3 separate regions of the Mus musculus genome follow, and regions 1 and 2 are each linked to region 3. A link is a contact called in ENCODE Hi-C or POLR2A ChIA-PET data. All regions are on one chromosome and are shown on one strand. Each heading gives the region's core, a stretch centred on a gene start or an enhancer-like site at or near the end of the contact. The rest is flanking DNA. Distances are from core to core; before and after follow the strand shown.

Region 1 (2,993 bases), core at 462-2,961, 53 kb after region 3:
TGAAAGGATGCTAGTTATTCACACTGTGAGGTCTAAGGGTGCGCCGGGTGGCCCGGCCAGAGGACTCTGGGTTGAAGAGTGCAGAAGCCCGGCTTTTGCTTTGACCTTCCCTGTCAGCAGTCCATACTGACAGCTGAGCTGGTGGAGACACGGGGCGGTTCTGCTGTGGATGCACTGCAGAGGCAGGGGCAAGCTTGCAAGGCTTGCAAGGGATTGGGGCATGAGAGTTGAGGAAAGGAAAGGAAGAAAGTGTTAGAGGCGAGTGGGTTTGGCCAGCCACTCCCCACACAGCGGCTTTGCAAAGGCGGGCGACCCCTGGTGGAAGGGTAGGGTCCTAGGCTCATCCTCAGACTCTCATCTACCTAGCTGATCCTAGGCGGGCCTGGAAATGCGTCTTTATCAGAGTCAGCTACAATTTCCGAGACAGGGTTTCTCTGTGTAGCCCTGGCTGTCCTGGAACTCGCTCTGTAGGCCAAGCTGGCCTCGAACTCAGAAATCCGCCCTTCTCTGCCTCCCAAATGCGGGGATTAAAGGCATTTGGCACCACTGCCTGGCCAACGATCACTTTTTAATTTAATAAACTAAAATGGTGGCAAACGTGTGGAGCAATCTTGTGCTGTGTGTATAACTTTTGGGAAGGAAACCCACTGCTTCGAAATATGGATAGAAAGATTTTTTTCCCCTTATTTTGGTCTTTTGAGACCGGGATTCTCTGTGTAGCCCTGGCTGACCCCTGTAGACCAGGCTAGGCTCCAACTCACCAAGATCCACCTGCTTCTGCCTAGTGAGTGCTGGGATTAATGGTGAGCACCACCACCACCTGGCTGGTAAAAAGAATGAATATGTTAATTGTTGTTATATTATTTTAGATTTTTTTTCAAGTTTTATTTTACTTATTTAATTTCGGGCAAGTTGGGGAATCAAACTAGCTCCCCAGATCTGTTTTCTTGCCTCGGCCACTTCCCAATTGCCAGGATTCCACGTGTGGGCCATCATGTGCAGTTTTATGGGTTTTCCTTGTTTGTTTTGGTTTGTGACTTTTGTGACTGGGTCTAGCTTCCCTCGAACTCAAAGAAATCTGCTTCCCTCTGCCTCCACCTCTACCAGTGTAAAGGCATGCACCACCACAGCTGGCTAGTTTCTATAGCCTTAACTTGTCCTTTTAATGAGTTTGAACTTCCCATTCAAAATTTAATCCCAGAACTCAGGAGGTAGAGGCAGAAGGGTCTCTATGAGTTCCAAGCCAACCTGGCCTACATAGGGAATTCCAAGACCGACAAGACTACGTGGAGACACCACGTCTCAAAAAAAAATTCAAAAGTATTTTAAAAATTAAAAAGTGCTCATTGGGGCTGGAGAGGTGGCTCAGCGGATAAGAGCACTGACTGCTCTTCCAAAGGTCCTGAGTTCAAACCCAGCAATCACATGGTGGCTCACAACCATCTGTAACGGGATCGGATGCCCTCTTCTGGTGTGTGTCTGAAGACAGCTACAGTGTGCTCACATATACAAAATATTTTTAAATGATCATTGTAGCCGGCTCCGGTAAAGACGGTATTTCTAGGCCAGCCAAGGCTAGATAGGTGGCGTTCTGGGGATGAGGCCAGGACCCTGCCCTTCCACCAGGGGTCGCCGGCCTTTGCCAAGCGGCGGTGTCGGGAGCGGCCTCCGGCCGGGGAGGGCGCTGTGCCGTTGGCACCGGGGGCGGGCTGGGGGCGGAGCGCCGGGCGGCAGCGGCTCTGGCTCGGGCTCGGGCTGGGGCTGGGGCTTGGGCTCCAGCTCGGGCCCTGCACCTGTGACTCGGCGGCGTTGCTCCTCCGCTGCCCCATGGCCCCGTCCCGGCTGCAGCTCGGCCTCCGCGCCGCCTACTCCGGCTTCAGCTCGGTAGCCGGCTTCTCCATCTTCTTCGTCTGGACGGTGGTCTACCGACAACCGGGGACTGCGGCGATGGGGGGTCTCGCAGGTATCCCCGGGGGACGCGGGGTGATCGGGGCGGGCTGCGCGCGGCGGCTGCGGTGGCGCTGCCCGGGGGTGGGAGCGTTGTTTACTCCAGAGAGACTGGAGACAGCGCAGGCCCGGGTTCCTGGGCAGTGCCCGGGCCTCTGGGACCTGGCGCCTTATGAACGTGGCGGGACCTAGGGTGCCCACAGCCCGCCCCTGTGGTTCGCACAGCTCTGCGGCTCCAGGGCTGTTGCGTCCCCCGCACCCTGTGAATCTACCCTCCACCCCGTGTCCACTAGAGCGTCCTCTGCGCGCCCATCTCCTGGCCACCCTCGCTCCCTCAACACGCACACTGTGCGGGATTACCGCATCTCTTATAATAAGTGGGGTTCGTGGGGAAACCCATCAGCCAGCCCCCTTCCAGCCCCAGAGGCCCTCTGCCGAGACCAGGACTGTACTGTGGACCCGGTGTCACTGGACATTCCCTTTACACCTGTGTCCATCTGCTCTGGTCGGAACCAGTGGGAATCTGCTAATCCCTGAGGGACGAGGAGGTGGCGAAGGCCCAGCCGTGCTCTCTAATGTGTAATTTTGGGTCACGCCGTTTAGCCTCTCTTGTGTGAAGGCCAAATATATTATTTACACGTATTATCATCATTTAATATTTTTTTGCTGGGCTAAACAAATCTACTCTCCTTATGTCATCTAATCCTAATAGTAGTCCTCTGAAGTAACATTATTTGTGCCCATTTTACAGTTAGAAAAAAATCAATCGAGGCTTACGGTAAATAAATAATGTGTCCAGGGTTTCAACAGCCACACGATGTGCCCCCAAGATGGCTCAGCCTTAGCCTGGCCGACCCGATTTCCATCCCTAGAACTCAGAAGGATTCAGGTTGGCATGCTAAAGGCATTAAAAGCCCTATGGAGGAAACTAACCCAACAGTACGACAGCCACATGAAGTAATATGTATGGCGAAAGTATGTGTAAGGAAAACGTTTTAAGATACAACATTTATTCCATGGCTAAAATCCTTGGCCAAAGATCTAAA
Region 2 (3,063 bases), core at 380-2,879, 36 kb after region 3:
GAGAGAGAGAGAGAGAGAGAGGGAGAGAGAGAGAGAGAGAGAGAGAGAGAGAGAGAGGGAGAGGGAGAGGGAGAGGGAGAGAGAGAGAGAGAGAGAGAGAGAGAGCATACAGACAGGACTGTTGTGCCCAGTAGTTGGAAAGAGAAGACTCCTGGAGCCTGGAGCCTGGTTCCTGGCTTCCCCCTCCCTAGCCCTGTCTTTCTCACTGGCTTCCTTCAGCAGTCCTTCTCCACCCTGAAACCTCTTCAGTCCCCCGTGGCCGGTGCCAAGCTTTATCCACGCAAATACCTCACCCCAGGAGCCAAAAAACAGATTCAGCCCAGTTCAATTGTTCACAAAAGGAGACCGTTGCCACGGTGATGTGTCAGGAACAGTAACCAAGCTAATTTCACCCCCATTTGACCTAGCCCCACATCTCCCACTGCCTCACAGAAAGAACTCAAACATGTAAGCCCATGCCTGGCACATGGAAGTGATGGATAAATGATAAAACCCTTTCCTGCTCACCCACCGGTGGCTGAATGGGGCAGCGCAGCATGCCATACACACGGGGCATACAGGCATACAGGCTCATTGTGTGACCAGCAAAACACACACTGCCACCAAACTTCAATGCCTTCTCTTCACCCAGATGAATTTGCTCTGGAGAAAGCTGCCTGGCCCACCAGCACTACAATCCCGACTCTTCCAGCCCTGACCCAGCCTGGCAGATGGCCGGTACTCACCCAGCGGAGTCCCTGGATGCAGCTGGGGCGCCGGTGCTCGAACACTAGCTGGTAAGAGCAGCAGCGGGGACGGTGCATTCTCTTCAACACCATATTGAGCAGCGTGCCCTCCGGAACCACGTCCGGGAGACCTCCCACCTGCGGTGCCCCCACAGCTGGACTCTCCACCACAGCTGGGCCCACCTGCCAGTGGTTCTCACCTGGCCAGCTGACCTGTGATGTGGGGAGGAAAGAGGACAGCCATCGGCCGGAGGAGCTGGACCTCCCCACTACCACCCCTGGCTTAGCGTCCTCTGGACTTGGACTGGTCATGCGGAGGTGCGGCAACCCTGCCAGGAGCCGGGGGAGGGACAGGAAGACCTGCCCCGGGTCCTGCTGGCTTGGCGCACCTAGGGGTCTCCACTCAACTCACAACGATGGGGCTCTTCTCAGTTCTGGCTGGAATTCGGCCCCACCTCACTACCCATGTCCTGAAGGCATGTCCACCTTTGTACACACACTAGATCCCCAGAAGCAGCTTTTCCTCAAATTCTCCTCCCCGCCACTCTCTCCCACCCAAACTCCCCCACGTGTCGGCTTCCTCTCCCGCCCTTTCCAGCAGCTTTCTTTGGCCCTGACTCCGGCCCACCTTACCTTCATGTTTCTTCTCCAGCTCACACCGCGGTGCTCGCCCTAGCAAGAGGCTGCAGGATCCCTGGAGCGGTATGAGTGTGAGTCCCGAGATGCAGCGAAGGGCCAGCCCCTAGTCAGACAGGTTGCCTGGAGCAGCAAGATGCAGGGCTAGGCAGATAGGGTTTGTCCTGGGTGAATAGAGGGCTGGGGGTGTGGGGCAGCCCCCACCCCTTCCCAAAGGCTAAGAACTCCAAGCCTCCGCCTCCGTCCCAGATGTAAGAGCCAGCTGGCACAGGGCGTTCAAGCGAAGCTGCAGCTGGCACTGGTCCGGGCGGGAGCTGTCACACCCCCTGCGCTGCCCGCCCCTTCCCCTCCCCGGACAGGCCGAGGGGGCGGGGAGCAGGCACGAGCTTTACGGTAGGGGTGGGCATAGGGGAAGGGGCAGAACCAACAGCTGATGGAGTCCCTACCCGAGACTACGTCAGTGGGTTCAAGCTCCTGTCCCGAAGCCTCAGCGGGTAGGAAGTGCCTTAGGGTATCTGCCCCTGCAGCTGCCCGGGTGCCGGGTTAGGGGCGGTGATGGCTGCACCCGCCGCCACGTGGCCAAGAGGAGAAATGCAAACAAGGAAACTAGGGAAGGGGGAGGGAGTGAGTCATGGCGGCCCCACCCGGGAGGGAAATCCGGGCTGGGGCCGCTTCCTGGCCTGGGGCGTCCGGCCTCCCGTTTGGGTTCAGGGTTTCCAGCAGCCCGGGGCTGGAACTGGGCAGCCTTCCCGTGGGGGAATCTCGTTGCCTGGCTTCCCACCTTTGCCCTCCCAAACGCATACACTGGCGCGGGTGGGGAAATTGAGGCTGGCGGGGAGGGACTGCATTCCAGATGGAGAGAGAGACAAGTGGTTGGATTTACTGTGCCGGGACTCGGATTTGTTGCAGAGTTTCAAAGACAGCCTGGGCTTTGGGGCCATGCCCCGCCCCCCAAATGCTCCCCTATGCCCGGCTAGGTGGTGAAGGCAGAGCACACCTCCTCCCTGGGCCTCTTTGCCCCTTCCGCACAGATGGCCGGCACTTCGCACTTCGTCTCACTCGCTCCTGCTTCCTAGTGGACAGACTGTGACCAGGGACGGTGATTTCCGTGGCGCCCGGTGATTGCTCAGGACATTGATGAGGGTCTAGAAGAAGGCACAGGTTCCACCCCAGCGTTTTAAAGCTTTCTAGCCTCCTCTCTTCTTTCCCACTGCCATTAAGCCAGGAAGCGGGAGAGAGGGCTAAATCCAGCATAGCTAAGCCCATTTCCACCCAGAACTGAGAACTTTAACCATCATTTAAAAACTGAATTTAAATGTGTGTGTGTCTCAACAGTTTTTCTCTCCCCAAGGGCACGACTGGTTTAACTCCTCAAATTCTGGTTCCATCCTATTGGCATGAAATGGAAAGTCTGAGCTTTGAATGAACATTTTGAACAAACAGGTCGTCTGTAGTGCCCACCCTTTGAGGCACACTAGTGAAGATTTCTCTGCCCCTGTGAGGAAAGAGGGAAACCTAGAAAGAAGTCTGCCTTACAATTCGAAGAATAGCTCGTATACTTGGCTTAAAAGGAGAGGAGATGGGTGGGTAGTGTCTCGCATGTGCAGTTGTAGGTGAAATGGTGGCCGCAGTCAGGATGCTGGATCTGCCCTAGTAGGTCTTGCAAAAGAGTTTTCTGAAACTAACTGTGGAGTAGGAAGGG
Region 3 (2,837 bases), core at 295-2,794:
GGCTTGTAGACCATGGCCTGTGCCTGGCCATGACCCCTGGTGTGGCCAATACTTCGGTATCCATGTCTGAAGATGCTGGACGCTCACTCCTGCCCGCTGCTGTCTCTCCATCCCCTCTCCCCTCACCTCCCATCCATGTAACAGCAGAGGCTAACCATCACTTTCAGCCCTAGTAGCCCAGGGCTGCCTGAACCTCTAAAACCACTACAGCCATACCCTCGGGGACCTCCTCCAAGGACCAGATGTCTCCCACGCAGTCCTATCCCAAGCTCCTTGACCATCCATCCTCCTACACTAGTTAGTCCCACACGCTCTCCTCTATTCCCTCAGTGGGCAGACCTGAGGTAAGGTCCCGAGCTTACATAGGCTTCTTTCTTCTTCTTTCCCTTCCTCCTCTTCCATTCCAGCCCTAGGCAGAGCTGAGTCCTCGAAGAGATGCCTGTAGTGTTGAGAGCCATGGGAATGGCTTTTCCCCTCCATGCCTTCCCTATTTAGGAATCCCCCTGGGGTTTCTCTGTGCGTCCCCTGATGGGGAAGATCGCAAAATTCAGCTCCTCCTAGAAATCTTTATGCTACAGACCCAACAAGTCCCAACGGGCTGAGCCCTCGACTGCTCCTCCTGCCTTGACTTATCAGATCCTGTCCAGAGTCCGAGGCAGGAACACCCTGGGAGGCTGGAATGGCAGGAACTCTGACTCTCCTGGAGCTCAGCTCCCTCCCTTGGCTCTCCTCCCTACCACCCACTAGTCGCTAATTAACACAGCAGTAGCAGCTTTTGCACAGTTACAGAACAGGACAGTGTCCCTTTCCTCTTCCAGTCCCCATCTCCTTCCATCACTACCTGCAAATGCAAGGCCCATCCCTTCTCTACCTTTCAGCTCCCCTAACCTGGGGCAACCCCACCCCCACCCCATCACACTAACCAGTCATTTGTTCTTTCCCAAGTAGGACAGGGCTCACCTCTGAGTCAGGGGCTTTGGTTTCCTCCTGAGCCCACCCATCTCCTAACTCCCACCTATCACCAGGCAGCTGAAGAGCGAGTGACCAAGGGCATCCAGGTAACCCCAACTCAGCAACCTCCTTCCCTTCCAAACCATGTAGTAGCCCCAAGAAAACAAAACCTCATCCAAGTATGGAGTCTGGTTTTTCTAGTGATGTTGGAGCTGATCCTCCAAGATCTCAGCTCTGCAATCCCTCCACATCATTAGCCAACTTCAGAGCCTGATCCTGCAACCTCAAGCAAGGGCAGGTCAAATGGTCCACTGGGTTAGGACATCATTCATCCTGTTATGCCCCAGCACTCTGTTCTTTAGGCAACCCAGCCTACGCCCGTGCCCACCAGAGAATGACTTACCAGCCCAGGCTAGACCACAGAGCATAGCCACTATAAAAGGAACACGGGCCTTCATGATGCCACCTGCAGCAGAGCGGCCGTTGGACTTCCCACCACAATCAAGATGAACGTCACAGTGCCCAGATGAGCCGTATCCCTCAGGCCGATCCTTTTAAAGACACCAGGACTTGTGGATCTGGTGTGGCTGGATCCTTCCAGGAAGGAAAGGGGGGAGGGAGGGATCACAGATGGATAGGAGGTAGAGAGGAGGAGGAGGGGGAGGGGGAGGGGCCCCACAGCTGTTTGAAGCCTAAGAGAAGGTGACTAAGCAGGCAGGTCATGCCAGATGTTTAAAACAGGTAATGCTTGCTATTTGTAGCTGGAAAATAGGCCACACTAGCAGACGCAGCAAGATGAACCTAGTTTGGCAGGTTCTCTATTCAAGTGAGGAGCACTAATGTGTTCCTCTTTGGATGATCTATTTTAAACACCCACCTACCCCCAGTCCCAGACCTGGCCTGCTGGAGACTGTAGTTCTAGATTCCCATTCGAATGGCGGTGGTCACATAGCTGGTGCGTTTCTCATTCAGTATAGAAATCCCTTCCGTGATCCCAAGTGCTTGTGGGATTTTCCCTTGGGTGTCATCATGCTTGAAGAGGTAGAGGTGCATCCTCTCTGGACTGCTCATCTCCCCTCACAGATCTCGTTCTTAACCCCTAGGACTTTATAGCCTAAGATGGACCAGCACAGAGAAAATTAGTTAAGGGATCTGGAGGGAAAGACAGCAGGACACTAAGTCAGCAGTCATCAGCTCGTTCACGCAGAGGTAACTTGGGGAGAAACTTGGATTTCCTTCTGGCTAGGTTTTACAGCAACTTGGCACAAGTTAGGGTCATCTGCGAAGAAGATGCCCCCATAGGCAAACCCGTGAGGCGTTTCCATGGTGGATGACTGACATGGGAGGTCCAGCCCACTGTGGGCGGTGCCAACCTTGGCCACGTGGTCTTGGGTTGTATAAGAAAGCAGGCTGACCAAGTCACGGGAGCAAGCCAGTGAGCAGCGTTCCTCCATGGCTTCTACTTAAGTTCCTACCTTAGGTTCCTGCCCTCAGTGATGAGTTGTGACTGGAAGATTGTAAGACAAATTAAACCTTTTCCTCTTCAAATTGTTTCGGGTCGTTTTACCACAGCAATAGAAACCTTAATTAAGACGGATGCTCACAGCATTGTATACAAGCACCCAGAAAAGGTGGAATGCACCCCCAACAGGATTTTCTATCTGCTGGTCATCTAGGAACCCCACCGCTTCCCCTCCTCGGCTCTCTTGCAGCTAGATGCTCACTTAGGCTTCTATCTTGACAAGCTTTTCCAGGGAGCCACTATGGAAACTCCAGAAAACTGGGACCAGCGTGGGGAAGGATCCAGGGAGGTGCATGGTGAAGGGTGAGGGGAAAGAATGCTAAGGGAAAGAGGCCAAGGCTGCTAGGGCTCAGGGCAGGCAGCC

Evidence for each region. A loop is a pair of places that touch in the nucleus more often than their neighbours do. ChIA-PET counts read pairs that join two places held with the same protein, here RNA polymerase II (POLR2A).
Region 1: POLR2A ChIA-PET joins it to region 3 with 11 read pairs in Patski. The contact joins the promoter of Slc48a1 here to the promoter of Endou in region 3. A Hi-C loop is called at or near these places in 2 of 37 maps with a recorded cell type or tissue (heart and mouse trophoblast stem cell). POLR2A ChIA-PET finds 5 or more read pairs at or near these places in 2 of 5 experiments (Patski and embryonic stem cell).
Region 2: a loop to region 3 is called in a map of left cerebral cortex, with 2.5 times the contacts of the local background. The contact joins the promoter of Rapgef3 here to the promoter of Endou in region 3. A Hi-C loop is called at or near these places in 22 of 37 maps with a recorded cell type or tissue (CH12.LX, T-helper 1 cell, T-helper 17 cell and 6 more). POLR2A ChIA-PET finds 5 or more read pairs at or near these places in 3 of 5 experiments (Patski and embryonic stem cell).

What each region holds. Positions count from the first base shown.
Region 1 is chr15:97,782,654-97,785,646 of GRCm38, forward strand. Slc48a1 (solute carrier family 48 (heme transporter), member 1) reads left to right here and starts at 1,712. Exons shown (of 3, transcript NM_026353.4): 1 at 1,712-1,963. The coding sequence starts at 1,828.
Region 2 is chr15:97,766,037-97,769,099 of GRCm38, forward strand. Rapgef3 (Rap guanine nucleotide exchange factor (GEF) 3) reads right to left here and starts at 1,630. Exons shown (of 28, transcript NM_001177810.1): 1 at 1,359-1,630; 2 at 726-938. The coding sequence starts at 1,364. It overlaps Rapgef3os2 (a long non-coding RNA gene), which reads left to right. Exons shown (of 3, transcript XR_384421.2): 2 at 632-1,855; 3 at 2,339-2,801.
Region 3 is chr15:97,729,861-97,732,697 of GRCm38, forward strand. It overlaps Endou (endonuclease, polyU-specific), which reads right to left and starts at 1,545. Exons shown (of 10, transcript NM_001168693.1): 1 at 1,355-1,545. The coding sequence starts at 1,409.